Linked DNA regions of Mus musculus: regions 1, 3, 4, 5, 6 and 7 are each linked to region 2. The links are chromatin loops, found by intact Hi-C in ENCODE. Cell type or tissue: left cerebral cortex. All regions are shown on one strand. Region 1 overlaps Tnr (tenascin R). Region 2 holds the start of Tnr (tenascin R). Region 3 overlaps Tnr (tenascin R). Region 4 overlaps Tnr (tenascin R). Region 5 overlaps Tnr (tenascin R). Region 6 overlaps Tnr (tenascin R). Region 7 holds the start of Gm31348 (a long non-coding RNA gene).

Region 1 (4,000 bases), 350 kb before region 2:
CTCTGTCCTTCTTGAGACACATCAAGCTAATTTGTACTCCAGAGCCTTTGGACCAGCTGCTATCTTTACCTGGAATGTTCTCTGACTCTTGCATGCCTTAGGTTGTACAGCTCTTAGCTGGAATTTCACTTTCTCAGAGGGGTAGCCTCAATCCAGGGAAGCTTTCCTTCTGTCTTATCCATTTTCCTCCCTATCGCAGAAATCATGATTCAAATGATCTCTCATTCTGTTTTTCTCATGACCACCCAGTCCTCTTGCCCACTTGGAGGCCATTTATGTGAAATGGGCTTTTATCTGTATACTCTATAGCCTCCGTGCCTAGAACAGCGCTTGTGGCCCCAGAGGATGTTCAAAAAGTACATGGTAAGTAACTGAATGTGTTCTATCCACGTCTCAACCTCAATTGTTCCCTCCAAGCCTTTAGAAATGGCTTGTTACATATGTTTAGCTGTGGGCTTTGAGATTGCCTGAGGTGAGGTGGTGCAGGGCACAGAACAGCTGTGACAAAGGCAGCCAGCCTTGCAGAAACAAGATGTCTTTCTGCTCTCCACAACCAGCATCTTGGCTGAGGGAGGTCAAAGGCTTCCGGGTTGAATTTGTAAAGTAACATGGTGGAGAATCTCAGAATGGAGTCACCAGTGAGGAGGGAGAGGGAAATGCAACTCTGGATGTTTGTATTTGTTGCCTGGGGCTGCCACACAGCACAGCTGTGGGTCTGCAGCATCATGTGATTCTCTAGCCATCTTGGGTTTCTCCTGACCATTTTCTGCCTCTGTCTTCATATGGCACATCTTATGTGCATGCCTGTCGCTGTCCTGGTTTCCCCATTTGATACCAACACAGTTGTTGAATTAGAGCCAATCCCAACGACTTTACCTCCATCTGCCCATCTTCGAAGACCCTATCTCCAAACAAACAGGGGGTCAGAGCTTTAGCATCTTTTCAACCCATAAGAAGCACTAAGCACAGGTATGGGTCATCCAGGTCAAAGGCACGGGGGTCTAAGTCCTTTGAGAACTCTGCTCAGAGTGAAGTCCTCCATGAGAGAGAAACTGTCCCCAGAGTCCTCATGAGGCTGCAGAGGTGGGGAAGGACTGTAGGTTTCCTAGTCTGGTTTCCTTCTAATTACTGGCCTTTGCTCCTTGCACCAGGGTGCTTCTTTGCAGCGCTGCTCTAAGACCCAGACTAAGATCCTACTCGCCATGCAGGAAGCAAATCTCAGTTTTAATTGCCTGTGCAATTAGTGCGCTCCTAGTGTCGAAGCCATCACCTGGAAAAACACTTTGCTTAATTTGAATTTAAGCGGAATTCTGAAATGACTGAGGGCCCTACCTGTGAGGGTCTGTACAACCTTTCATCATTCCGCTGGCATCTGCCAACTCTGGACTTGGAGAATCTGTCTGCAAAGCTATTTGTCTCTACCCGCCCCTACTTCCCTCTCTCCTAAGGGAGACTAAGGGAGCAGGCATGGGTCTGAGGCACAGACTGAAGGTTGCATGGAAAAGCAGCCACCTAACAGCTGCCAATCCACTAGGCAACCTGAAACTGAAATTCCTGCCACAGTGAACAGAGACTCTGTGGGAGCCCCCTCAGAGGAGATGGGATGCAATTGTCTTCATTGGAATTTTCCTGGGCTACCAGCCAGTGCGGATCCATCTTGCCTACCCGAACATCCAGAGTTTGCTTTTGCTCGTGCTTCTTGAGAGCCCCCTTCACTTTTCTTGCCTCTTCAAACTCGTTATCGGAGCAGAGCACAAAGGAGCCACTTTCCAATTCAAGCTATCTTGAAATTAAGAAAAGAATGTAGAACATGTGGCCCACAGCAGATACCAGTGCATGCATGAGTGTACACACACACACACACACACACACACACACACACACACACACACACTGGAGGTTGATCATGACCAAGAATGGATCTTATAGGATCACCCTTCCCCTTGCTATTATGTGAACATTTTTGCCTAACTGGAGGAGAAAGGAAGAAAAATGAGAATAGTTTGATTGCTTTTTTCTAAGAAGCACACTCAGTCTTTGGGGGAATCTCAAGATGTGTTTGCTGAAACAGTCCATTGGCTACACTCCAGGCAAGGCAGTGGAGTCTGGTACCAGGGATTTTGAGAAGAACTTAAAGAGTGTCTGGCAGACCCTACCTGCCTCCTGATGCTTGCCAGCATCCACACTTGTTTTTAGGGAGAAAGTTGACTAGTGTCCACACTTGTTTGCTTCTGTGGGAGGAGCTTATCGTAAGACTCTTGGCTGTTCTATTTTGCTGGGAAAGATGGGCTTGCTTAAGTGGTGAGTTGTGCAGCAAAGTCTGGGCACTGAGAATCCACTCCCCTCTCTCATGGGGCCACTGCTATAGGGTCCAATCTCGGCTGTTCCTGAGTCCTAACCTCAGTAGTATGCCAGGATTTCCAATGGGCAGACTAGTCCATGTCTTTCCCAGTCATTCAGTTTGCAAATCTGTCCAACTGTAACACTAAGCCATCTGCTACAATGGAGCCCTGATTTTGCAGGTGCAAAATCTAGATAAAGAAGGTGAGCTGGTTATTGCATATTCTTGGAGCTTTTGTCTTGTAGCAGATTCTGAAGCTACTACAACACCAGGTCAGACATGTAGGTTAGTGTTTCTTCAGAAGACAATGGTTCTTAGATCTTCTAGATGGGATCAGTTTTCTTTGATCCTTGGAGCAACTTGGAACTGGCAAAAACATTCTTTGACATGTAACCTCTCCAAGGAAAAGAGGACAAGTCTAACACTCTAGATTCAAAGGAACTTAGTCGAACCTGTTCACAGGACTTTGCTTCCTTGAGTGAGGTCTATCATTCTCAGCCACTGGTCAGGCGTCTGAGCTCTGAAGGAGAAAGTTAGTCAGCCTGAGGCCTGGCTTTTCTGATTGCTGATAAAGCTCTTCAAGGAAGCTTTTTAGGAAGCTTTCTGGTGGGTATCATTTCAAGGGTGAAAAGAATTATAATGGGTTTAACTCATCTGTCTATTATTCACGGTTGTGTCTATGGCTTATCTTCTACCAATTGGCCTCATTGCTAGAGGCTGCAAATGGCAGATTGACTCAGGGACCTCAGTTTGCTGATGACTATGCAGGTTGAGCTTTGCACAAGACTGAAGAGTGTTCATTTTAATGAAACCACTTCAGGCTTAGAGTATTTCTACTGCATCCTGTAAATGGCAGAAAAGTGTCTCAAGAAACAGGCACCTTCTGTTTCTTGCACCTTTTGTTTCAGGCACAAAACTGTCACAGATTTGCCATTTAGGCCAACAATTTGGATGTCCAAATGTCTTCTGGACAAACTTATCACTTCAGAAATGAGAAATCAGAGATTCATGGAAGGAAGAAAGAAGTTAAGTCACAGATCTGGGTGGCAGAGTGAGGATGCGAACCCAGCTCTCCCTACTTGGTGATATTCTTTTCTTAATGCTGGAATAGGAATACCAGCAGGAGCTCCCAAAACCTCTAACTTTCTTCTTGTAGCCTCTGCATTAACAGGGCTGCCCACATTCATCATCTCCTTTTTTTTTTTTTTTTTTTTATTAATGTCCCCTGGCTACAATAACATCGTCGTGTTGTCTCCCAGTCCCAGTCCTTTTCCCCATCTCAGTCTCACCTGTTGTAAATTGGGTGCTTGAGGCTTCACTCTCATTGGTCCCCCGGACTGCGCTGATGGACACCTCGTAGCGCGAGCCAGGTCTAAGGGCTTGCACGGAGTACTGGCTTAAGGGAGGCTGCAGCCGGAAGGTCGTCTTCCCGCCTTCGCCACCCACCAAGCCATATTTTAAAAGAATGAAATCAACTTTGGCTCGAGGTGGGGTCCATTCCACAAAAGCCACAGTATCAGAGACATCTCGAACCAGGATCTGTGTGGGCCCGTCAATGACTGCACGAGAAACAGAACATGATGTTGATTCAGGAGTAAGCCTTCTTTGGCCTCTGTTTACCTCTTTCCTTCTTACACTCGCTTGCTCAGTGGGATGGGT
Region 2 (4,000 bases):
AGAGAAAGGGAGAGAGAGACCATGAAAAAGCAGTAGAATGTAGTAATGCCAGTCTACCATCTGTGAGGCCCTGGAGGCCCTGGGTGGGAGCTGGAGAAGACACTTTCAGGCTTGGGCCAGTCTAGGTTTTCCCCTGACTCCATAGACAAGTGAAGACAAACCCTTTCCTCTGGGCTGCTTGTCACTGACAAATGCCCCCAGGAAACAGGGGAGAGTGGACTTTTTTCCTCTCTCCAACCAAGGGTAAGAGAGAAGTGGATGGTCTTCCCTGCCTGCTTACAAATATAGTATAATTCGAGTCAGTCAGCCCCTGCCAGGCTGAGTATTTTCCTTGAAGTGTGAAATTAGAGACCTCAGCCCCAAATTTACCCCCAGCCTGGGGCTAACCTGTTGCATCTGCCCACCAGGAACTGACACCAGGAAAGGAAGCAAAAGGTCAGGTTAGGCTGTCACTACATCAAGAATCCAGGTAATCCTGGGGGGTGGGGGTGGGGGGAATGACATTTTAAAATATTGCTTCTCCAAGCTCCCTCCTGGAAGCACAACTTTTAACTCTACCTCCACTCCTGTCCCCCAGGCTTTTCCTGTAACACTTTCCCACCACCTATGGCTGGGTATGAAAGAGTTAATTTAGGAAAACCCAGGACTCTTTTCCCCAAACCCTCCCTCCCAGCTACATATAAAAAGGACAGCCTCACACGGGAGACTAGCACAATTACAAGCCTGCTAGCTCCGACCTCACCTGTCTTATGCAACAGTGCACACACATACATTTGCTCAGGCTCACTCCCAAGGCCAAGGTCCATATCCCCCTCTAATTCGGTAGACACACAGTTTTGCGCCTTTCTCCTTTCTTTTCTCCCTACGCAGAACCCCGCTTTATCGGCAGCCGAAAGAGATGTAACCTTACAGCCAAATGGCTTGAAGAACAAACATGCATCTAATCGCTCTCCGTGGTGCTGAAATCTCGCTAGCAAGGAAACAGAGGAGCGCAGTACTCCGGACTTACCCAGGTTGGGGGGTGGGTAGCCGGAGAGCAGAGAGCTAGAGCAGCTTCCAAAGCAGAGAATTCTTGTACGTTCGGGCTGGAGCCAGCTGATGCGCTCACCTAGAGCGCCCACCTCTCTCCCTCTCTTGCCTTCCTCTTTTTTTCTGAGAGGCAGAGAGAAGGCTTCACGAAAGAAACGAAACAGCAGCTGGTAGGTCTACCAGTAGAAGGAGAGAAGAAGCAACCAAAATAAGACCAAAAAGTCAGATGGCTTTACTCCACTCGTGGTAATTTCTTGGGTCAGGGAGGACCTCTTCTTTCCCTGTCTCTGAGGCTGCCCCAGCTCTGTCTCTGCGTGTTGAGCCAACAGCCTTAGCACAGTCGGTTCCTGCCTCTGACGTGAACGAGATGAGGAAGCCTGGGACCGCTCTGCTGTCTCTCACAAGCTCTCTCTTTTCCCCTCTTACTGAAATTTCAGCAGCATATTTTTAAGCTGTTTTTTTCCCAGCCTTCTACAAGTAGCCCCCTAGTGGACAGAAAAGCAACGCGTCTTTGGTCCTCTTGAACAGTCTGAGTTCAGGCTCCCTGCACCCACAAACTCTTGGAGACTGCTTTTCTAAAGAGTCAAACAGTCCCAGTCCTGATGGAGTCAAAGACTTCCCTCTGGTGAGCCTGTAGGAAGACAAAGGGCCTTTTGCTGATCCTTTTCCTGTAGTTGCAGTAGGAAAACCTGATATGGTATTGGGGAGGGGTATGCCTTTAGGATAAATGTTTGGCAGAAAAGGGGCAAAGGAGGTCTCTGCTCAGACTTGGAAAGGCAAGCTTACACTCATTAACTGCCCAGTAACTCAGCCACCTGGAAAGTGCTTTGGAACTTATGTCTACAAAGTCAGTCTTAGTTTTCGGCTGCCACTCGTGCACTATACATTTTGCTTCTCTGTGGCTCAATTCCACTGTTTGTAAAATGTGGATAGTGCTGCCCCCTCCCTACTGAATAGGAATGCTGAAGGAACAGAGTAACATACAGCTGACAGGAAATTTAACTCCAGTCTCATCCAAAAGCTTTGCTTACATCTGATTCACCCTTGACATATAATAATAGCTAACTTTATACAGCATTTGTACCAAGTGCTAAGCATTGCTACTAATCCTTACAGGTAACATCTCATTTAACGCATACATTAATCCTACAGTGCAAATGCTCCAATTGCATCTTTTAGACTGAAGGACTGAGGCAGAAAGGGATAAAATTTCTTGTCCAAGATAACAAAGCTAGTGCTATGTCACTTTAGAAGTCACAACATTTAAAGTAAACATGAGATAATACCTACAAGTGATCATTGTTGGTATTCTAAATAAAGTGCCTAGGTTGTTCCAATGAATTTGCATGTGGCTGAGTTTTTAATAAAATATTTAGAACTATATGTGCCAAATGAACTGTGGGGATTGCTATTACTTTTGAAAATCTGCTAAGAAAATACATTCTCTTAGTGATTTGGGCAGTTTCACAGATACAAAAACCAGTTGTGAATCTCATGAAATTGGAAAGTACTGGGTATTAGTAACAATTCACAGGACACATTATTTAATTTCTACACCTAAAGCAGATCACTGCCTGGAGCCTAATACAGTACTAGGATGGAGCCAGCAATTTGGTGAGCTGAACTCCTGCAATGCCAGCTAATGAGAATCAAGTAAGATGTGGGCATTTTCTTCAGAACTTCAGTCATGAATTCCTTACCTAATATAACTTGCTTTAAGAAATCTTTGGATTAAAAGGAATGAGGAAGAGCAAAGATGGGATTTGATGTTTTGCAAATCACAGTTCCCATTTTTATGGAATTTGCAGTTTCTCAAAGTGGAAAGAAAGGGCAGAGACCAGACAGTTCAGAGGCTGATGCCAAGACACGGGCAGAGGCAATGTAATAAATGAGAACACGGGCAAGAAAACTAACTTGACCAGAGGGCTGCAGGCTTCCACAGAGCACAGTATCTAGGATGAGACTGGAAGCATGAGGGTTATTTTAGCAAAGGGCCAATGAGAAACTGAAGCTGAAGGCATGGCAAACTCAAGGGGATGAAGAGAGAGGGTTGTGAACCTTCCAGGGTAAATATTACCTACTATTTACAAATGAGGAGGCTGGGTCACACAAATTAACTAGCTTTCTAATGATCTCTTGTGCTCAAATCAAAAGCATGTGTGTTTGACTCTAAAATCATTGTATGTAAGATGCACTTTCTCTTTTCTGAAGTGCACATACAGCTCTGTAAGGATTCTAGCACACACATTAACAAGCATGTGGCACCTGCAAAAACACAGAACCAGTGATCAATGAACATCAGGAGAGAAAGCCACAAAGAAACACTAGTCAGTTCAGAACAGGATCAATCAAAGGTAAAATAACTGTTTTTACTACATGTAGAATTGTCAAATGCATTAAAAAGTGGGACTACTTCGGAGCAGCTAAGATATTGGAAACTTGGATTTGAGTGGGGCAGGATACAGAGAGGATAAGAGAATTTCACGTTAACTTCTGTGAGCTGGAGGAGGGAGTTCTATCTGGGAAGGCTGATGAGGTTTTCAACCAGGAAGTTGTCATTAATCTGGACCTTAATGAATTTGGGTTCTGAAACTTATCCTCTGTTGCTGTCTACAAACTATGAGATCAGATTTGTCTGAAAGAAGAATGGAACATTTAAGAAAGAGAGGGTAGATCACTGTAATATAAAAATACCAAAGTTTGGAAGGTGGACAGGTTTGGGAAGAATGTGAATGAAATGAGACTGATGAGCTAGTCTGGGATATGTCAAGTTTGAAGAAAGCCCTAACTTTGAGATGTCTAGATGCTGGCTAGAGTATGTCTAGAGCTCATATTGTGCTCTGGTGTCGAGTATATAGGTTCAAACCCATTTGCTTATTCATAATGGCTACTGAGTGGAGACCTCAACAGGAAAGAGAGCTAAGAAGACTGAAGACAGGATCTCAACTCTTAATCTGGGTCAACTTTTATG
Region 3 (4,000 bases), 140 kb before region 2:
ATGCCAAATATACAGTATATTCTCCATAGTACAGATCACTTATTAACTGGACCTTCTTCCCTGGTTTGCAAGGGCCATACCTGATTCAGAAAACTTTATGAGTGGAGACCTTTTTTAGAGGTCCACCTCAGGCCCTACATGTTTTGAAGCTGGTATTACTTATGAGGGACAATTGGTCTATCTCCACCTCTCCTTCCCTTCCCCACAAATACCTAAGAAACATATGGTGCTAGTTTCCATAGGACATAGAGTATGAATTAAATACTGTGTTAATTCGTGCTGATATAATACAGCTATAGTTTTAGGAACCATACTTTCTAGGTCCTAGAAATGGGTCCAGAGTGTATGTGCATGGAATATACAGGTGCTAAATAAATGAGAGACATATATGAAATGATGATTAAAATCACAATCAGAAAATATTATGAGACTCTAACATATAAGATTAGATCAATACACATAGGTGTGTGTGTGTGTGTGTGTGTGTGTGTGTGTGTGTGTGTGTGTGTGTGTGTGTGTGTGTGTATGTGTGTGTGTAAGTATGGCTCTACACTCTACAGTTATCACAAGGGTATATGGATCTCATAGTGGCCCCAGAGATTTCGATGAAGAGAGGGATGGGGAAGGGAGAGAGAGAAATTGTTTTACAAAAATACCAAGTCAGCCAGTCTCCATTAGTTCAGACACCCAGTTATTATGAATGTGACTCCCCTGGTCACTCTATAAAATAGCTTGAGACTCCTAAGACTTCACATTTTTCTGGAATGCTCTAGTGAAAAGTAGGCAACATGAGGGACGGCAGACATAAAGCTGGCTGTATTTGCAGGTTTGGGGGGTTGATGCGCCCTTAAATCTAAGTCTCAGATCTCTAGTCCTGAAAGCCTCCCTAAGGTCATGCGCTCAGTGCTGGAGAGGCAGGATGGGGTGGTGCTTCCAGACCTCTCATGTTCAGTTTATCACAGGAAAGGAGCCCTGGTGAACTGGATCCCTGCAGACCCAGGAGGCCCTTGTGTGAGGAAGGTTGAGGAGGCAGTGAGGTGGAGGAGGGAAGATCAGAGGCAGAGAAAGTCGAATTGTTTGTCAGCTTGTGGGGCGATGACTGGCAGAAGAGTCTCGGCCTGCCAAACCAGAGCTCTTTACAGGCCATTGCTACTCCTTTCAGATGCTGGGGGGAGGGGTGGCACCCCCATTCAGAACAGTAGCAGCAAACACATTGCCAGATAACACAACCTGCCAACTGCACAACAGCCCTTGGAGGCAAATATGCCTCTCTTTCAACCTCAAGTACTAAAAGTACTTGGTAGAGTTGTGTTTGTGTTGCCATGGTGATAGAAGCAGACCATTAGAGCCTTACAGCAGACACAGGAAAGCTTTGGGGTCTTAAGGGTCTCTGCAGCCCAGTGCGGGAAGTAATTCTCATAGCCACAGCAGGATAAATGGGCCTCCACCAATGAGACCCTCTTAGTCCTGTGCATTCATGGTCACCGAGCAGAGCTACTTGTATGCTGGCAAAAGCAGCACTGTCCTAGCAAGTAAAGGTCAAATTGGCAAAGTCCTGAGGCTGGCAGCTCCATCTAGGGCCAGAGGGGGACATACAAGTTGAGGCAAGATCTGGAGATCTAACACACACCTTGGCAGCCCAGTTTCCTTGACACCAAACACAGTTCTCACAACTATTTTTCTCCTACTTAAATAAACAAAAATCATGTTTCCCAGATAGCAAGAGGGCTTTTTTTTTTTTTTTTTGGCAAAATGATGCAATGACTCAGGCAGTAGGCGACTCAGTGGCTTAGAGAAAGAGGGTGGGCCAGAGGAGCTATTATCTTTTGGGTTTGCCTTTGACTACATAGCTACTATGGGTAGGTATCCTATATTTCCAATGAAAGAAGTGTGTCTTCATTGTGCTATATTTGAGGGGACTGTGAGCATAGTCTCCTCTGCCACTCTTGATGTCTAAATGCCAGTCTGATGCAGACTTGCTTTGGATTAACAGAAGGTATGCAGACTTCGTTTAGGTTAATTTTGCTAGGAGCTCAAGTCACTTGGCTTATAACAGAAATAGCACGTGATTTCAACTTATTTACCCATAGTATTTTTCTGTGAGCAGAAATATGTTTGCTAATGTGGAAAGTAGAACACGTAGAAACGCTCTTACATTGTCCTCAGTTTATGTCAAGCTGATTTTGACAGCCTAAATAGCTACAGTTGTCAGAGGTGTTTGGTGAAACCACTATATTCCTAGTGGCACCACAGAGAAGGGCATGGTGGTAAAGGCGCTATACTAGTGCTGACTCAGAGGACCACTTAGGGGTGAGTGATACCGAGGGGGGCTGAAAAGTTCAAGTCTGGCCTTTGTTTCCTCAGGCTCACCATGGCTGATGATAGCTAATATTTACACAGAAGCTGTTCATTCAAACTGCTGCGTGTGCATTTCTTTGGGGTCCCATGTAAGGCTAGCATGGCGTTAACCACTTCAACAGAAGAGAAAAGTAAGTGGGCCCAAAGCTTAGAGCCTTGGGTATAACAGTATTTGCTAATAGGGGGATTAAATACCATATGACATGTTATAGAAAGTTATGTCATGTGCAGACAGCAAACAATTCAACTAAGATTCACCAAGTACATTTTTATGTACCAGGCACTATGATCTGCTATCCACAGAAGGAAATTGGTCCTGTATGGGACTTGCCGATGATGTGTAAGATGAGGAGGTTGTATTCTATTATCACTACGGTCCTCTTCAGCTTCAGGGCTCTTTTTTATTCTATTCATATCTAAGGGAATAATAGAATTTTAGAGGGAGGAACTGTGGGGAAGACAAGAAATATGCATGCAGAACACATATAGACAGAAAGGAAGCCACCGAAAGACATGGCCATCACAGAAGAAGCATCTCAGGGGAAATGCTTGGTCCCACTGATGGCCTACCCCAGCACCTCTCTGCACAAAGCAGGGAGCTTGGGGGATCCTCCGAAGAGACTCGGCAGCAAAGGGAAAATGACAACCATTCTTCTGCCTACCAGACTTTGAAGGTTTATGGTTCTACTTCAAATTAGGAAGATAAGTTTTTGCTTCCCAGGCTTTTGCTAAGAGAATATATCCTCAAACTGCCTGCTGTCCAAGTCTAATTAAAGACTCAAAGGAAAGAAATAGGATTCCAGTAATTGTCAGAAGGACATGCAGTCGACGCATTCCTCTCTATATCACTACACCTCAAATTATATCTGGTCTTGTTAAAACATAGATTACTGCCCCACCTGTGGCCTTTCCTATTCAGTCATCCTGTTCAGTGGAGGAAATTTGCATTTCTAATAAGTTCCCAAGAGCTACTGATATTGCAAGTTTGGGGTTATGTGTGAGAAGAACGGGGCTAAAAAACATCAAGGGTATTATCAGGTCAAGCCTAAAGCAAAGATATGTATCCTTAGAGCCCAGGGTTCTGATCCCCAATCTTTAAGGACTTTCTACTGAATTCCTTTCTGACACTTTGTCCTTCTCTGGCATTGAGCAGTAACAGACGTAACAGCCTTAAGACATTTCTGGCATCTTGACGCTTTGAAATTGTTGAGAGTGTCAGCTCCTACATTTTCCGATGTCCTTTTATTAGAATACTGAGAAAGAAATCTTTGTCAGTTCTTAGAGAAGGAAAAATAGCTCAGGTTCCCCCCCATGCCCCAGATCACTGTGGATGTTTGCTTCTTTTGGGTTATATGACTTCATTTGGCAACTAGAACTCTAAGGCCAGCAAGCAGCCTGTATTTTTTAATAAATGGCACAAACCCCGTGACTTGTAGTTCAGGATACTAATGTGCCCTGTCATTTATTTTTATTTAGTCATTTTCTTCTGAAAATTTTCTCAGATCCTTCCTAGAACGGGGGAGGGGAATAAACAAACACATAAATAATAAAATAAATAACGGAGAAGTCCGTGTGCAGTTCCGGCGAGGCAAGAAATAATCAGAAACAGAAGTTGGTGTCAGTAAACATGTGTTTCTGTCTG
Region 4 (4,000 bases), 250 kb before region 2:
ACCTGACACCAGGCTCCTGGATGCCTGTTTATCAGTTTCCTTTTTATATGTCTGGCTATGTGCTGAATGCTAAAAAGTCTCCCAGGTCCTCACATACAGACTGTGCTGGTCTATGTTAAGATACACGCCAAGTGTACCACATGCCCTCTGTTCGGACTGTTGAAACCCAAGCATTCTAGTGGAGCCTGGACAAAGCCTAAATGATACCAGAAAGCATAATCTAGACTCTTTCCAAGGAGAGATTGCTGGGAGAATGTTGAACATGCTGTTCTCGATGCCTAAAATATTTCAGCATTAGGAAACATGTGGGTTGACTATGAGGATGTGGCTCTTCCTTAGGATGAGTTCAAATCTCATATTTTAGAGGAGTTAAAAATAAGAGAAATGTGCAAATGTGGTACTCCAGGGAAACATCCTTCATGGTCCTTAGTCTGCTATTAGCTCACATGCTAGCTTTGACATACATGTGTGAAGATTGGGTATTCACTCTCATCACTGCCTCTCCATCCTGGGAGACTTCCAGACCCCTCCAGTGCCTGCAAGGTGAACACACCTCTCCGGGTAAGGATGAAGAGATGAATTTCTCTTCCTTGTCTCAGGACTTCACAGACCAGTGCAGAAGAGAGGCAGATATGTCATGAGTTAGTCAGGGCAAAGAGCTCTGGGAACCCAGAGAAAGAAGGATGGCATCTCACAGAACAGGCAAAGTTGGAAGAGATTTCTAGGTTCCTTAAAGGCAAAGAGTCCTGTGATCGTCATCTCATGGCTGCATGGTGCCTAGCTCCTGGCAAGGGTTCATTGGATGTTTATTGAATGAAAGAATGAAGGTGTCCTTAGGACAAAAGTGATAGATGGTGCGGAGACTTGTATTGGGAACAAACTATCAATGGCTGCTGTGAAGGCAAATGTCCAACAATCACTTTCTCATTGAGATTTCTCAAACTTCCATATCCCCCCACTCTATTCCACATGGGGATACTCAAGCAACCAGACAATCTCTACCGGGTGTCAGCTCATCATCTGCCTCTCTGTCTGGATGATTCAAGAGTTCATTGGAAATAGTCTACCAGTGGACACCCCTTCTCACATTCTGCATGATCATCACAGGGGAGACTAGCTGGACTGCACCTGGAGACAGTGTGGTAATAAATCATGGCATCGTGGGTGATGCAGTGAGCAGGAGCCTACATCAGACATTTTGAACAGACAATAACATCAATCCCCATACTCACAAACTGTACCCATCTTCTTTTTTAACTCATTCAGGGAGAGGAACAGAATGTAGAAGTCTTGCTTCATGTCTAAATAATATATCATGCCACTTTCTTACATCCTGCCACTGTGCTATGTGGAGGCAGAGGAATATACTTTGAGAGAAAGAGAGGCTTAAAGCATCTTGCTGGCTGATGTTAGCATCCTAGCCTTTTCAAGGCATTTTAGAATTGATGTTGGCAATCTGTGTTGTTTTTCTATATAGAGAAGTTCATGTTCTTGTGTTTTCCTGATATTAAAATAGAAAGGCTCATCGCTCTTACTTTCTGAGTGCCTGATTTGCAGACTCTCAAAACTGGTAGCTGTGTTTGCAATTTTAGCACCACAGCATCCATGCTAGTAAGGGCTGTGGGAGCCAGACTCATCTTGCTTGTTTAAGTACCTTCCGCCAGGTATTCCCTCGCTCATCCTTGTTGTCACACCCTGCCAATCTGTGTTGATGTGACACATATGTCTCTCTAATGACCCAGTGGTGCTTGGCACACACATGGCTCCTTCTTCTTTGGAATAAGTAAAATATGAAACACTGGCTGGCACATATTCTTCTTGGTGACTTGGGGCTACCATATGTGGGAGCTTCTTTGGCACTGTGTATGGAAGTCTCTTCTCTTCTGTCCTGCTGGGATCTGGGAATACTTAAAACATTCAGTCTGAGGAAGCTCTCAGCATTGATTGGCTGCCCACTCTATGATAGATCCAGATCAAGCCATGTCTACCTTCAGACTCAGCTGCTCCGTCACCTGTGAAATATTCTGAGGCTTCAATTAACCATCATCTTACGCATGAGAAACTGAGGCAAGGGATATGAATGGGAGATAACCCCATTCTAACCCCAAATCTCCTAGCTATGAATGGGAGATAGAGGGTTTTTAGTCAAGCCTTTAAACATTTTAAATTGCTGTTCATATTACTGTGTTTTAGAAGCCACTCCAAAACATTTATACTTACAGTCCTTATGATAGCCTCTCGAGATCTATCTAACTAGTGCTATCTAATAAGGGGAGGAGGCACAAAGGAGTTAAATAACTTGTCATGATCATCTAGCTGACAAATGGCAAAGGCACAATCCTCTGATACAGTCTTCATATAGCACCTGGACTTCAAGTCACACTTGCACAGGCCAAGAGCTTTGGAGTGGAGACTCTATCCTGAACAAAACTCACCAAGAGGAAACAACACTTAACCACTTACCTTCCCCTGAATTTTTGATTATGATACTAATTGCACAGTTAGGCTTTGTTTCTGTTCTCCTTTAAAGAGTCCTTCAGGGGAAACCCAGTACTTAAAATCTAATTTTCCAGAACACATACTTTATGATTGTCCTTTCCTCTCAGGGCTCAGTCTTAGGGCGCGTGAGCAGCAGTCACGAACTTCCAGAGACCATGTGCTCCGGTATCTGCCCCCATTTCCCCCTCTCTTGCCATCAATTACGGCAAATGTCATTAATTTGAAAGGCAAGGGAGCAGAAAGAATGGATTTTGAATTAACTAGTTCAGATAATCTGATATTTCCACTGAAGCGTGACAGGCTATCCAGTTAGCTAGGGAACAACAATTGTTTCCAATTGCATATCTTCTCAGATAAACCGATATCTGTGTAACAAGGTTTCGCTGTAAAGGGCGATCAAGTTAGCATTTGTGTTTCAATGAGGCTTGGAGCTCGTGTGGTGCAGCTGCCATGACACTGCTGTGTTTTGCCATCTTGCCAGAGGACCAGCCTTCTACATTGTGTGGAGACACAGGCTTCTGGGGCTCTCTGTGGCACAGACATGGCCCCTGCCCTAGACCCCTGCTAGAACTTACGTTAGCAAGTTCTTGGATCACTCAGGGCTCCTGTCAGGTAGTAATCAAGGGCTTGCACAAGACAGATTCTGCTTGGGTCTCGAGTGCTTTTTTTTTTTCCACAGAAATGGGGGAGGGGTGTATCTATTACAAACCCATAGTGCATTTTAGTTCTATAGCATGAACTGCTGCTATGAGTAGTTACCTACCTTGCCACAGGCTACATTTCTCCAGTCTCCCAGCATCTCAGTTAAGTTCTCACAGATGGGAGGAGATGAATTCATGTTACTCCTAGGTCAAGGAAGGCCTGCAGCTATGGGAGAAAAATCTTCAGAGCGAAATTCTCATGCTAGGTGGGGCCCCTATTTGAGTTTATAGCTCCTGGTATCCTCATGTGGGCATCTGCTCCAATCTTCATTGTTACTGAATGCTTCCCCTTCCTTTGACAAGCAGGGAAGCTCATTGCCCTTAGTTTTAAGGGAAGCAGGGAAGGGATGTGGTATTCTGGAGCAAGGCCACTGGAGTCCATATAGGGAGGACCAGCAGAAAGGCAGGAGGGGAGACTCAAGCCTGAGTCCATGATGGTAATATCCCAAGTAGTAACTTACGTGAACTGCTTCTCTGGTGGGACCCATTACCATGCAGCACATGGAGCCATTAGTATCATCATCCATCAATAATATGTGCCATGTTAACGCGGTTGTAAGTTGCATTTGATGGTAGCATTAAAGTCTGTTTGCTCAGCCTTCTGTTGCTCGTATGCAGGGAAGCACACTTTATATGACAAGGTCACTTGATCATAATTAAAAAGTAAAACAAGAACAGAGGAAACATTAACCCAAAGCAAAACCTGTACTACAAGACACTCGTCTTGGCTCTGGTTCCTTCAGGGGTGATCTTGTGATCTTGTGTGGTAGTTCTCCACCACAAGCTTAGTTGCTGGTGTG
Region 5 (4,000 bases), 180 kb before region 2:
ACAACAACAACAACAACAACAACCCAGAAATCAGGATGGCCTCAGACTTTCAACAGAACATTGGATTTTAAAAGATAATGAAATATTTCCTTCAAAAATTGGGAGATAATAATTTCCAAGGTGAATGTTTACAACCATGTACACTACCAATCAAGTATTTTTAAGATCTTTTTTTCAAACAATGTACCCTTGACATAACATTTGCCAGGATGCTCCTGGAAGATGTACACCACAAGACAGAGGAAGTACACCAGAAAGGATGGTGGGACCTTAAGTCTAGAAAACAGGATTGTACAGAGAAAGAAATGAATTACTGAGATAGAGATGAAAGAAATTCCAGAAATATTGGAGTGCTACAGATATCGCCATCAACTAACTTACAGGGCAGAAAGGTGGGCTTTCAGAACATCATCCCTCATTAAAAATTCAAAAGTGATACATGACTTAAGGTGCAGTTTTCATGTTCTATGGATATGTCAAAGAGTCTGTTAATATTGTAAGTAAGCACCAAGAAAATAAGCAGAGGAAAAACTGAACTCAAGGGAGATCTGAAAAGTTGTATAGAAGAAGAAAAATGAACACAGCTTTGTTATGAATAATAGTTATAAGGGCAAGATAGTGAAAATATGAAATGTAAATTTGTGATAATTTTGATAAAATATATTGGAAAGATGAAGAAGCATGTTAGCATGTGTACATTGTACTCTACATAGGTGGTAGAGCAATGGTTGTCAGAAATAAAGCCTTACCTTCCACAGTTGTAAATATTGTAATATTGTAATTCAAGTATAATAGCAGTATAAATACATTATAAATTTTTATTTAGGTAAATGCTGAAATAAATGGAGAACAGTGTTTGTTTGCAAATGAAGCTCCGGTCTCAAAACTGGGGAATGACTGTTTTTGTGAGGAGACCTGTAACTCTGTGACTTTCTAAATTCTTGGTCAGCATTAGGAAACAACATAAAACAAACGGACATGGCACCTTGACAGTAAGAATGTTTCTCTTTTATTCCATGCTTGGGGTAGAAGACGGAAAAACTTTACTTCTCATAAATTTAGCCTGGCTATAAGCCAAGCTTGTATACGTGTGTGTATGCCCCTGAATCTTTCTCTTAACCCTGGGTGGTTATAAATGATGTAGTTTGTCTGTGTGATGCTGACACATCTAACCTCACATCTTCTGTCAGTCAACAATAGCCTGTGCAGACACATTACCATATTTGATCTTCAGAGCATCTATGTGAAAGAATCCAGGCAAGAAATAGTATATGAACAAGAAAATTAGAACAGAGGATTGGCATGCCCTTTTCCTTGCCACACAGTATAGACTCTTCATTGCTATTTTATGGAACTACTGAAGCTGTGTATCTTAGGCAAGGGAATCTACCATAGACTGTATCTCTTCTGCTATACTACCTATTTGAGATATTGAGACATTAATTTCTTCATCTTCACCATTTTTCCACTGCATAAATTCCTTCCCTTTTTTCCCCCATCCCTATGTTACTCCTTTTCTGGCTCTCATGTTGATGCCTCCAGGTTTACTTTTTGACTTGAGGGACTGGAATCCTTGAAATGCTGTAAGTGATCAGATGAATCATTATTGTGGCATGGTGCTCTAGTTAGAGATAGCTGACAAAATGGTCTGCACATAGCCTTTGAGTTCAGATTGGACCTGGGAAACTTGACTGAAACTTGAAGTCCCATTTTGCAGATTTATGTTCCACAAACCCAGGGACCTAGTCACACAGAATAGAGCCCAAAGATAGATTCCTCGTGCCCTTTTACTCTTTTGATTTATTTGAGGCTGAAAAAGGAATGGTGAAAGGAACCAGACTGACACAGTGATGTGAAGAGAGGCAGGAACATTCTCCATCCCCAGGCATTTAGGTCACAGCCATTGCAAACATAGCCGAGGGACAACGTGTTTAGAGGGTTGAAGTTAGAGACATCAGCACTTTTTCCAGCCTCCAGTTTCTTGGAGAGCTCTTGATCCCACTTCCTGTTTGAGGTAGACAGGATCACAGCATCCAGTGTTATGGCTGCAGGCATAATTCCAACATCTGAGAACACTTTCCTCCCAGATATTTAATTTCCCCTTACAACGTCCTACCGCTGGGGCTCTAAACACACTTCACAACTCTATCTAGCACATCATCTTAGCCTCTTTTGCAAGTCTTTTAATATCCATTGGAAAATAATGCTTCCTTTGATTCTGAGGCAAATCCCTAACACTACTTCCCTTGTTTCTAATTAGCAATATTTCTGCGGTAATTAAGACGAGAACAGCTCTGTTCTGCAGCATGTTTGATTTGGATAGAAAAAAAAATACAATAGCAGGAAGCAGAATAGAGAATGACTCTGCTGCCTGACTCTGCTATACTTAAATTAATCTCAACATACCTTTAAAACAATACCCGCTCTTGTGCACATATATGCATGCCCATATACACAGAACATACATGGTTGTTTACACATGCCCTTCACACAAATACATAAACATATATTACTTACTGTGTGTGCATATTCTTATGCACACAGAAACAGAATAGTTACCTATTTCTTAGAAAATAGGGTTTGAAATGCACTAATGGAAGTACCACCATCCTGTGGGCTGAACAAATGAATCATCTGCATCCGCAGGCATCCCACAAATGAACAGTCTCAGTGAGCTGTGTGCTAATGAAACATGGCCAGAGAACAGCCAGCTCCCTTCTCTTGATGCTAAAATTGGGCAAATTTCCTTGCTGGTTAGACACCCAGGGACTTGGCATTTTCAAGACACTTCCCAGGCTTGCTATGTATATTCGTCGTAGGATAGCTTTTGCTCTTGCTTAGAAGGGAGGAGGTCTCTGGGAGCTGTATCACCAGACAAAAATCTAACACTGAGTGCTGAGTCAAGGGTCAATGGCACTATAGTTTCCATTTGAGAGAGGATGCTCTTGAACTCTATGAGTGCATGAGCCACAAATACATGCTTATGTGAACCCCTGAGGGGGGCAACAGAGGGTCTACTCTATGGCAAACAAAACAGATAACCTCATTGCAGCTTGGCTGCTTGGAATCCTATCATATTCTGAGGCTGGTGTTCATTAAGGGTTCAAGAAAAGAATCTTTGCTTGTCATTTCAGGCACGTGTGTTTTCCAGTAGATTGACAGGTATGCATAGGGGTTTATTTGTTCGGAAAGCATTATTATTTCAGGCAATTTGGTGGTTATTTCCCCTGTAACTAGTTACCTTGGAATTGCTCCAGCAGAGTTACTTACCAAGAGCTGGGCTGTGTCTTCCTTGGTGATGAAGAATGGAGGTACGACCATAGGGGCTACTGGCCCTGACAAAGATGGACTGCTCACTACATTGTCCCTCTAGCCCTCATTTCTGGACTATGTGTTGAGTAAAATGCTTTGCTTGTTGTTAGTTATGTTGTCACTATGAAGATTTAATTGATCTTACAGGTTTCTGTGTCTCTCTCAAATTACTGATGAAGCAGGATTGTAACTCTAGCAACATAGAAGACCCAGGCAGGAGGATCATCCGTGCAAAGGCCCTCCTGGGCTACAGAGTAATGTCAATGCTACCCTGGAAAATCTAGTGAGACTGTGTATCCAAAACAAAAACAACAACAACAACACCGCAAAACCAAACCATAACAACAACAATAACAACAACAAAAACCACCACCACCACCAACAACAAAACAACTGATAGGAAGTGGAAGGAACAGAAGAGTGGTCAGGATGTAGCTCTGAGAGAAGGATTATCTAATTTATAGTAGGTCTCCAGCACCATAGATGGATGGATGGATAGATAGATAGATAGATAGATAGATAGATAGATAGATAGATAGATAGATAGATAGATAGGTAAAATTATGGGTAAAGAATATAAGCATCAGTGTAGCTAGACTAAGCCCATCCAGCAGCAAGAAAGAGAAGAATTCGGTACACTTTACTTCTCTACATATTAATTTAAATGTCTTTAGTTGAGCAACTATTA
Region 6 (4,000 bases), 370 kb before region 2:
TGTAACTCTTGGATTTACTTATGTATTTCCTTTTCATGAAGTTGGAATTTATTTATAAAATGGATGGCATTGGAACAGTTTAAGCGTTAGCTCAATGTGAGTCATACAGTTTACGTTTGGGAACCACGACCTACCATCGGCCTACCTCTGTTCTTTGATTAAATGAGCTGTGTTTGCTATCTTTTCTTTTCTTTCTCCCCCCCCCTTTTTTTTGCTTATGTTCCTCATCCCAAAGTAACAAGAAGAAATAAAGACTTTACAATTCAGTGTTTTGAATTTTATTCATAATCTGTGCTTTCAAAAACGTCTTTAAATTCAACTCCTATTAGAGTCTATGGTTGGATGATTTCTGAGATGTGTACCATCTCCTGAAGGAGCTGTCATTCTACAAGTTTTAAGATTATTGTGATGACTTGAAAAGAACAACCGGAGACACTTCTGAGCGTGGCACAGTGACTGGAAGTTACCAGAACCAGTCTGACTAACTTGAAAGATGACAGGGTGGCTTGGTGTGCTGCTGAGTTTCTGCTTTTGTGATGTCTGCTGCCTGTGGCCAAGAATCACACGAGTTAGCTTTTGGGCTGAGTCACAACACTCTTATCTTGGGAACACGATATTCTCGAAATCCTTTTTATGATTTTCAATGAGAAAATATGGCAGAATTTTCAGGCTTTCTTGGCTGAATGGTCATTACTTCTGGTCAATGTTTATCCACTGCCTGCTTTAATGATCACTGACAAAACATAGTGCATCTACCAGAAGGAGGGAGACTACGAAAGGTACCTTTTTATGTTTCTGAATGACGTTTTGGTCACTGTGTTAATAGATAATGTTTTGGCGCTTGTAAGAGTATTTACAAAGCAGTGAGGACTCCTTAGGCACACTCTCCTCCTTCAGAAATCACCATCTCTAGGGAAATTTAGCAGCGTTGGGATATCCAGGTGTTCGCTTAATGAGGCAGGCTGAATGTTTTCCTATGTGTAGTGGAAACTGTGGTTTAACTAGAAGGTTCTCGATGTTGAGGATAGAAACTGATGGCTGTGCCTTCCACTGCCATCTAGAGCAAATCTGTGCTAATCCTATGTGATATACTTGCTTAAGGACCAGAGAAGGGAGGCTAGTGGAGTTACAGAAAAGGAGCCCTATCTTCAGGCTTATCCAAAGAGCCAGTTTTCTGAAAAAAGGCATGGTAGGAGACTTTCTCCTCCCTATTTTTCATATTAAAGCCCATCTCTTTTCCCCACCTTCCTTCTGTGAAGGGGCCTGAGGACACAGAGGACATTTCCTACAGGAGAACAAGAACTACATAGTGTTCCTGAAAGCAGCTGGGGATGCCACAAAGGGTCACCTTCACCTCTACTGCCTTCATACAGGTGATGGACTTAGAGCCTTTTCCCTGGAGCAAAGGCAATACACCTATGGGGTGGCTGTATATGATGAATAATCCACCCCTAGTTTCCTGAAACTGGAATAACAATGCTTTTCTGAAGTTTCCTCAACCCCCAAGACTTAAAGAGATCCTATGATTCAAATGTTTGCTGTGGAATCTGTCTCCATCATGCGTCTTTGAAAGGGCGCTCTTCGTAGAGGAAGTTCCATGAACATTCTGAACCTGAACGAGCAAGACTCCTCCTCAAGTGTGACTCACCAAACTCCTATAATTAGAAAGAACAGTCTGTGGGGAGAGAAACCACAACTTGTCCTGAAGGACACAGTGAGTCAGAGGAGCCAAAGAATGGCGTCTCAGGCCCCGGAGCCAGTATCCACTGTATGCGCTGGAGTGATTTCACTCTGCTTCCTGTGTTTGTTTCAAGGCTGCTGCTTATGTCCTGAGCCGACACCCAGCAAGGGAGCCATGTTTACCTGTGTGCACCAGGGTGCAGATGCGTTCACTCTCCTCCCTGCCCCGTACACTGTTGAGGCTTATTTCATATTCAGTAGCTGGATACAGCCTGGTGATGGCGAACTCTGTCACGGTGTTGGGCACTACGGAGCTGTCTAGCCGTCCCACTGAGGAAGAACAAAATCCATCACTAAACGTTCAACAGCTCTCTTATCAGTGGGTCCATGGCTCAGTGTACATTGGGACAGTGGGTCATGAGGCACAGATGGGTGTGGGCTCAGCATGCAATAGGGAAGGGAAGGCAGATACATGACTCATAAATGATAATGGTGGAGTTTAAATAGATCTTATACGCTGGCCTCACTCTTTCATCTTATGGGCTTTTTAGAACAAAAGTAAATGAGCTATTTATTATGTAGGTTTCTATCAGACCGGTCTTCTCTGAGGCGGGCATATCAGTATAGTGGAAGTGGAGTGGGCAGAGCCACCGCAAAAAGTGCCCTATGCAGCCCAGAGAAAGGTAGCCTGGAAAACTGTCCTACCTCTGGCTGGAAGTGAACATTCTCTCTACTTTGTTAACAATGCCTCATATACCAGCAAGAACTGGCAGTATGCAGGCAAGCTCTCGGCCAACTTCTCTGACTCATACATTGGCTACAATGGCAGAATTAGGATCACTGTGGTTCCCTTCAGGGCTCCATGTGGCTCTGCTGGGTCTTTATCCATATCCAGGATTCTAGTCTTAGACTTTATGCTCAGCATAGTATGTGTAGCACTGGCTCTTGGTAAAGCCATCTAGGCCTCACTTCATTGTTTTTCATTGCGCAGCCTAGCTAACGGTGTCCAGTTATTTCCCATGGTAAAGTGTTTGGCTCTCTTGATGATATTTTGAGAGCCTATTTTGAGAGAAGTTGGTGAACTCATGGTTTCTCTGTTGTTCTTCATCAATACACTCTCATTTTGAGGAAGTATGGTATGAGGGTGTATGCTGTGTAGTTGTGATCATGCACCCATAATAATCTCTAATCAACTTCAAGCCTTATTTATGTTTGAGAAACAAAATCATATCATTACCTTGGGTGGGTCGGTACGATACTCGGTAGTAATCAAAAGGCGCAACAGGAGAGCTCCAGGACACCGTCAGGGAGTCCTTAGTCACGTTGCTAATTGTGATGTTTTTGGGAGGATCAATTCCTACAAAGATCAGAGAGTTGTGGGGAAAAGACAGAAGCACAGTTTGAAAGTGGAATATCTATCTATTTCTAGATTTCTGTTGATCCACTAGTGTCCCTCAGGCAGGCATGACCCTACATAACTAACTGGGCATCCCTAACATGACAGTCTGTGTGATGTCACACTTATAACATTGTAGCTATGGCCAAAGTCAGGAAGCTAAATTGGCAAGATCTACACTTCTGTGCCACAGCTACTACCATCTAGACCAACCAGAAACTTCCTTTTAAGTTTGTGTGTTTTATTTCAAATAGAGGATCATATAATTATCTTCTCTAAGGGAAACTTCTCTTGCAAAGACCTAACTCTGCTACTCTTTCTTAGTTTTTAGCAGCTACTTTTGGTTCAACTTGGAAAAAAACTGCCCATTAACTGTAGAGAGATTTCAGAGCACAAATCCTAAACGAATATACTTTCCTAAGTTATATTTTATTTATGGTGCATAATTATGGTGCATTTAAACTGTGGGGTCAAATTCGCTGACTACTTAACATACTTTTCCAGTTTGTGAGTTCTTGTCAGTATGTAGGGAACTATCTAATTATAGGTGTTTTTATATACAAATGTATCATATTTGGGATTGCATTTGCAAATGACCAAAGGGAAATGGCCCAATTCATCTCAAAGTTCTATGTCTTCCAATGTGCAAATCAGCTCCTATCTCTGAATGCCAGGTAGCTACATGGTTACATGCTAGCTCTATGTTGATTCTGAGGAAGAATCATTTATTAGGCTGTCAAGAGATGGCTCTCCAGAATAGAAATATCATCTTTTTACTTAGAAAGAATCCCTTGGAGACAAGCTTTTTCCGGGCCTTTTTCCTAGATTGGCAAATCTAGAACCAATGCATTCAAGACTTGGGCATGCAGAGCACTGGGCCTGTCCTACTTTGCAAATGGATGTTTCTCATCATATGTCTCTTAT
Region 7 (4,000 bases), 260 kb before region 2:
AGCTGAGCTGCCTCCACGGCCCTCATGGGTTCTGTAAAGTTTGCTCCACCTTTGCATCAGAGTGTTAGACTAATGCTCATATTCTGCCTAGCCCCTTGCTGAGTATTGCACAGGACATCATAGAACCCTGTGCTAACCAATAATTCAGAGAGGAGTTCAGCCCACCGGAAGAGTTCCCAGTAACCAACTGATTTCTGAAGAGCTAGACAAGAAGATCTTGCAGGCTCCCAGAACAAAGAAATGATGAGATAGAAGTGAGAATTACCCCATCTGATCAGTAGACACTGTGTATGAATGGATTGCTATACCCCCTAAAGTGTGCAGTTATTAAATCTTAATTAAAAATTAAATTCAACTACATTTAAAAAATCATTCTGGTAAATGAGTTTGAACCCAGAGCTCATCCCTAAAGCACTGTTATACTGTCTTCTCTCTGATGTCCCTCTTTTCTCCAATGTCTAGTATTCCAATTATCCTTTCCCACACCCTTGAATCTCATTGTAGTACCTTATGCTGTGACAAGGAAAACCTTAGGCCATTTCTATTAGTGCATTTCTGCTAGTCCATCAGCTCAAACTCACATGGTCCTGTATTTGTTCACCCCAAGGTTGCTTCTTTCTGGTATATTAAATCAATCTCTGATATAGTGCTAATGATTGTTAAGGAATGTTCTTCCTTGAGCTGAAAAATCCTCTGTACTGTCCTGTGGACAACCTTACTACCAGGAAAATGGGATTTGCAAATTTAAGGCATTGTGTCTGGACCACTGAAGTTGGAGATCCATCCCATAATCAGCTTCCAAATGCTGACACCATTGCATACACTAGCAAGATTTTGCTTTAAGGCATTGTGTCTGGACCACTGAAGTTGGAGATCCATCCCATAATCAGCTTCCAAACGCTGACACCATTGCATACACTAGCAAGATTTTGCTGAAAGGACCCAGATATAGCTGTCTTTTGTGAGACTATGCTGGGGCCTAGCAAACACAGAAATGGATGTTCACAGTCAGCTATTGGATGGATCACAGGGCCCCCAATGGAGGAGCTAGAGAAAGTAACCAAGGAGCTAAAGGGGTCTGCAACCCTATAGGTGGAACAACAATATGAACTAACCGGTACCCCGGAGCTCTTGACTCTAGCTGCATATGTATCAGAAGATGGCCTAGTCAGCCATCAGTGGATAGAGAGGCCCCTTGGTCATGCAAACTTTATATGCCTCAGTACAGGGGAACGCCAGGGCCAAGAAGTGGGAGTGGGAGGGTGGGGGAGTGGGTGGGGGGAGCGTGTGGGGGACTTTTGGGATAGCATTGGAAATGTAACTGAAATAAATACCTAATTTAAAAAAAAGTATCAATGCGTTTATAAAATTTTTACTTACACAAATGTATGTGTATATGATGTATATGTATATGATGTATATGTATAAATAGGCAGAATAAGGACCCATCTTCATAATATTCTCCACTCTGCTAATCAATAAATGTTTTTATGCTTCAGAGTAAAAAAAAGAATCTGGCAATACAGGACCTGGGCAGTAGGGGCCGCTGTTCACATTTGCCCACACCCATGGTAGGGCGAATCACAGAGGGAAGCGCCTGAACATGGAAAATCCTGGCTCTGAGATGAACATCAGGGTGCTTCTCATTAACCCCATTTAGAGGGGTTTGCCGGCACAGATGAGCAATTGCTCTCCGTGGGTTGGAGAGAAGACTGAAGGTTTCCTCAGGCCTTAGAGGAGCAGTATACAGAAGACCTGCACAACAAATGATATACAATTCAGTATATCTATTAGGCAAGAGCCTGGCCAAAGTTTCTACTAATGGGTGCCTCCAATGGAGAGGTAGGTGGCTGAGTAGGGTGGAGGGTGGCTATTTGCTACATGTTCTTTGGCACATCTTTCAGATGGAGTGCAGTTAGATGACAGTGTTCTAAACCACCTTGAAGTTTCTACCATTTACTATGGCGGTTCAGGCAGACATCAGTGAGCCAGGATTAATTCAAAACATTTGCAAGGAGCAAGCATGCTCTTCCACCTCAAAAGTACTGTCCTACTGATCCTGTTGGGAATGGGACTATGTCTGTCTTGTGTGACATTCCTCTGTATTAGGGCCAACTGACCTGTCTGGCACAGCCTACCTTCCAACCCTTCTCTACTCGAGGGTCTCCTGCTGTGCGGGAAAGAGCCCAAAACAAACATGGAAGTTTCAGCATCACACACCAACAGTGAAGGGTTTGTTGTTCGTCATATATGTTGTGACCTCTTTAGGGACAATAGCTATTGTGTTTTGTTCATCCTTGGGGGCCAGTGCTGGGTAAAGGAGCAGCCATCAACACCTGTCTGATTAGTGGAAGAATTGATGAATGATGTGCAGTGGGGTGTCCTGTGGTGATCTCAAGGAGCAGCTACAATGAACAAGGTAGAACTGGTCTGGTATTCAACTGTCACATTGCTTATGTCTCCCAGATAGAGGAAGGCTGAAGGAGAGGAAAGAGCTTTCCTCACACTAGTTCTGTTGCCTTTGCTCCGACAGCTGGAGGCAACGGACCCTTCATTCCTGTCCTAATATAACAAACCACAGTGAGTTTTACTCCTGTTTGTTTTGGGCTTATGCATGCACAACAGGGGACCCTTAACGGCTATCCAACTTGTGCCTTATTAAATTTAGCAAGATAAAATGAATTGCACGAATCATAAGTTTATATGTTGCTGTAGGCTAATGAGGAAAATGCTGATTAAAGTTTACTCAACAAAGAACAGTAGCACTTTTCCTTGAGCCTGTGAAACCTAAGAGCATGCTGAGATGACACAGCAAGAACAGAAGTGTCTAGAACCACGCTTAGCATGTGTTAGCTGGGTGTATGAATGAATGAACTAGCTAGGAACCAGGCATTCAATGAAGCTTCCTCTGCTCCCTTCATAATTGATTGTAGAGTCAAATACAGTAGAAATTCTCTAAGGTTCAATAAATTATGGTGTTAGCACCAAGGCAGCTCAAAGCCTGTTGTTCTCTGTTGGCCCTGTATATGCACCAACACAGCTGAGAGAGATACAAGGGACTAACCTGACTGAGGCCTTCCATTCCACACTCTCCTGTAGAAACCTTCCAGTCGGCTTTACAGATCACATTTTGTTTTCTCCCATGAGAAGAGAAAGAGGATAATTGTTTTGAACTGAGTTAAGGATTACCCGTGACTCAACTCCTTTGGGACTCATTTCACACTCACCCCCAAGCATTTCATAAACACTTTGCAGAGGGAAGGGGCTAAGTTCAATGATGACCCTCAAAGGCCTTGCAGTCCACCAAAGAAGTAGGCAGATCAGATTTAAAAAACAATAGCCACAGTGACTGTTACCAGAGAGTATGCAGGGAAGGGATACTTGATCTGCACTGGCTCAGGTGAGAGGTTGCTGAGAAAGAGACTTTCAGTAGTTAAAGAAAGGGAGAGAGAGACTGGGCTGAGTCTTGGGATGAGTTTAAAGCCTATTTTAGGGGTCCTATAAGAATGTTGTGAGGCAGGGAAAGGAGCCCTGGAATGGGAGGTTCACTTGTAAAGGACTAGAGGCCTGTTCACAGGTTTGCACATCAGTGTGGCTAGCACACAGCAGGCAAGAGTAGGTGTTGGGTAAATATCCCAGGCTAAAGAAAGAAGGGGTGAGCTGGCATTTAGGGTTCATCTGGTAGGACTTCATGATGTAGGATCCCAAATTTAGAGACCCCCACTCTAGTCCAGGAACAGGAAGCACCCACGAACACAAGAATCCTCTCTTGTTGCAAGACGCACGAGGTTTTATTGGCAGAGCTCTGGGCTGACAGGTACCTCGTGCAGGAGGCAGGGGAGTCGGCCCTGAGGCTCGTAAGCTAGGGGTTTTTAAAGAAGCAAAGGAATTTGACAAAGGCACGGGATTGATTCATTAACAGAAAGATTACATGTCAGCAAAAAGGGGCATCAGAGCTTTGTTCCGGTGGGCTTGGGGCTTATCTTTGTTCACATAACAA

What was found. Hi-C counts contacts between places; a loop is a spot of excess contacts. Peaks named below come from ENCODE experiments on the same cell type or tissue, not always from the same donor. Only the 100,000 strongest peaks of a DNase experiment are listed, where the experiment ranks them.
Region 1: it touches region 2 in a loop (2.2-fold over the local background); 4 of 42 quality-filtered maps call a loop at or near these places.
Region 3: a loop joins it to region 2, with 2.8 times the contacts of the local background. A loop is called at or near these places in 3 of 42 quality-filtered maps.
Region 4: a loop joins it to region 2, with 2.9 times the contacts of the local background. A loop is called at or near these places in 13 of 42 quality-filtered maps.
Region 5: it touches region 2 in a loop (4-fold over the local background); 3 of 42 quality-filtered maps call a loop at or near these places.
Region 6: a loop joins it to region 2, with 2.7 times the contacts of the local background. A loop is called at or near these places in 2 of 42 quality-filtered maps.
Region 7: a loop joins it to region 2, with 6 times the contacts of the local background. A loop is called at or near these places in 13 of 42 quality-filtered maps.

What each region holds. Positions count from the first base shown.
Region 1 is chr1:159,867,916-159,871,915 of GRCm38, reverse strand. Tnr (tenascin R) reads right to left here. Exons shown (of 23, transcript NM_022312.3): 8 at 3,631-3,900. Among named protein-coding and RNA genes, the nearest start is that of Gm31348, 86 kb to the right of the region's middle. In left cerebral cortex, no CTCF peak of the experiment used is centred here; a DNase peak (open chromatin) is centred at 2,128; H3K27ac peaks cover 116 bases.
Region 2 is chr1:159,521,225-159,525,224 of GRCm38, reverse strand. It overlaps Tnr (tenascin R), which reads right to left and starts at 1,456. Exons shown (of 23, transcript NM_022312.3): 1 at 1,010-1,456. In left cerebral cortex, a CTCF peak has its summit at 1,516 (motif pointing left); DNase peaks (open chromatin) are centred at 1,029, 1,479 and 1,944; H3K4me3 peaks cover 1,574 bases; H3K27ac peaks cover 1,464 bases.
Region 3 is chr1:159,658,571-159,662,570 of GRCm38, reverse strand. The region is part of intron 1 of Tnr (tenascin R); the gene reads right to left. Among named protein-coding and RNA genes, the nearest start is that of Gm31348, 120 kb to the left of the region's middle. In left cerebral cortex, a CTCF peak has its summit at 1,647; DNase peaks (open chromatin) are centred at 1,242 and 1,629; H3K27ac peaks cover 262 bases.
Region 4 is chr1:159,769,096-159,773,095 of GRCm38, reverse strand. The region is part of intron 2 of Tnr (tenascin R); the gene reads right to left. Among named protein-coding and RNA genes, the nearest start is that of Gm31348, 13 kb to the left of the region's middle. In left cerebral cortex, no CTCF peak of the experiment used is centred here; DNase peaks (open chromatin) are centred at 303 and 1,508; H3K27ac peaks cover 1,175 bases.
Region 5 is chr1:159,703,802-159,707,801 of GRCm38, reverse strand. The region is part of intron 1 of Tnr (tenascin R); the gene reads right to left. Among named protein-coding and RNA genes, the nearest start is that of Gm31348, 78 kb to the left of the region's middle. In left cerebral cortex, a CTCF peak has its summit at 2,146; a DNase peak (open chromatin) is centred at 2,697; H3K27ac peaks cover 328 bases.
Region 6 is chr1:159,887,294-159,891,293 of GRCm38, reverse strand. It overlaps Tnr (tenascin R), which reads right to left. Exons shown (of 23, transcript NM_022312.3): 13 at 2,918-3,037; 14 at 1,864-2,010. Among named protein-coding and RNA genes, the nearest start is that of Gm31348, 110 kb to the right of the region's middle. In left cerebral cortex, no CTCF peak of the experiment used is centred here; DNase peaks (open chromatin) are centred at 517, 1,092, 1,664, 2,444 and 1 more place; H3K27ac peaks cover 1,086 bases.
Region 7 is chr1:159,781,618-159,785,617 of GRCm38, reverse strand. The region is part of intron 2 of Tnr (tenascin R); the gene reads right to left. Gm31348 (a long non-coding RNA gene) reads left to right here and starts at 1,535. Exons shown (of 5, transcript XR_001779507.2): 1 at 1,535-1,842. In left cerebral cortex, a CTCF peak has its summit at 1,531 (motif pointing right); a DNase peak (open chromatin) is centred at 1,563.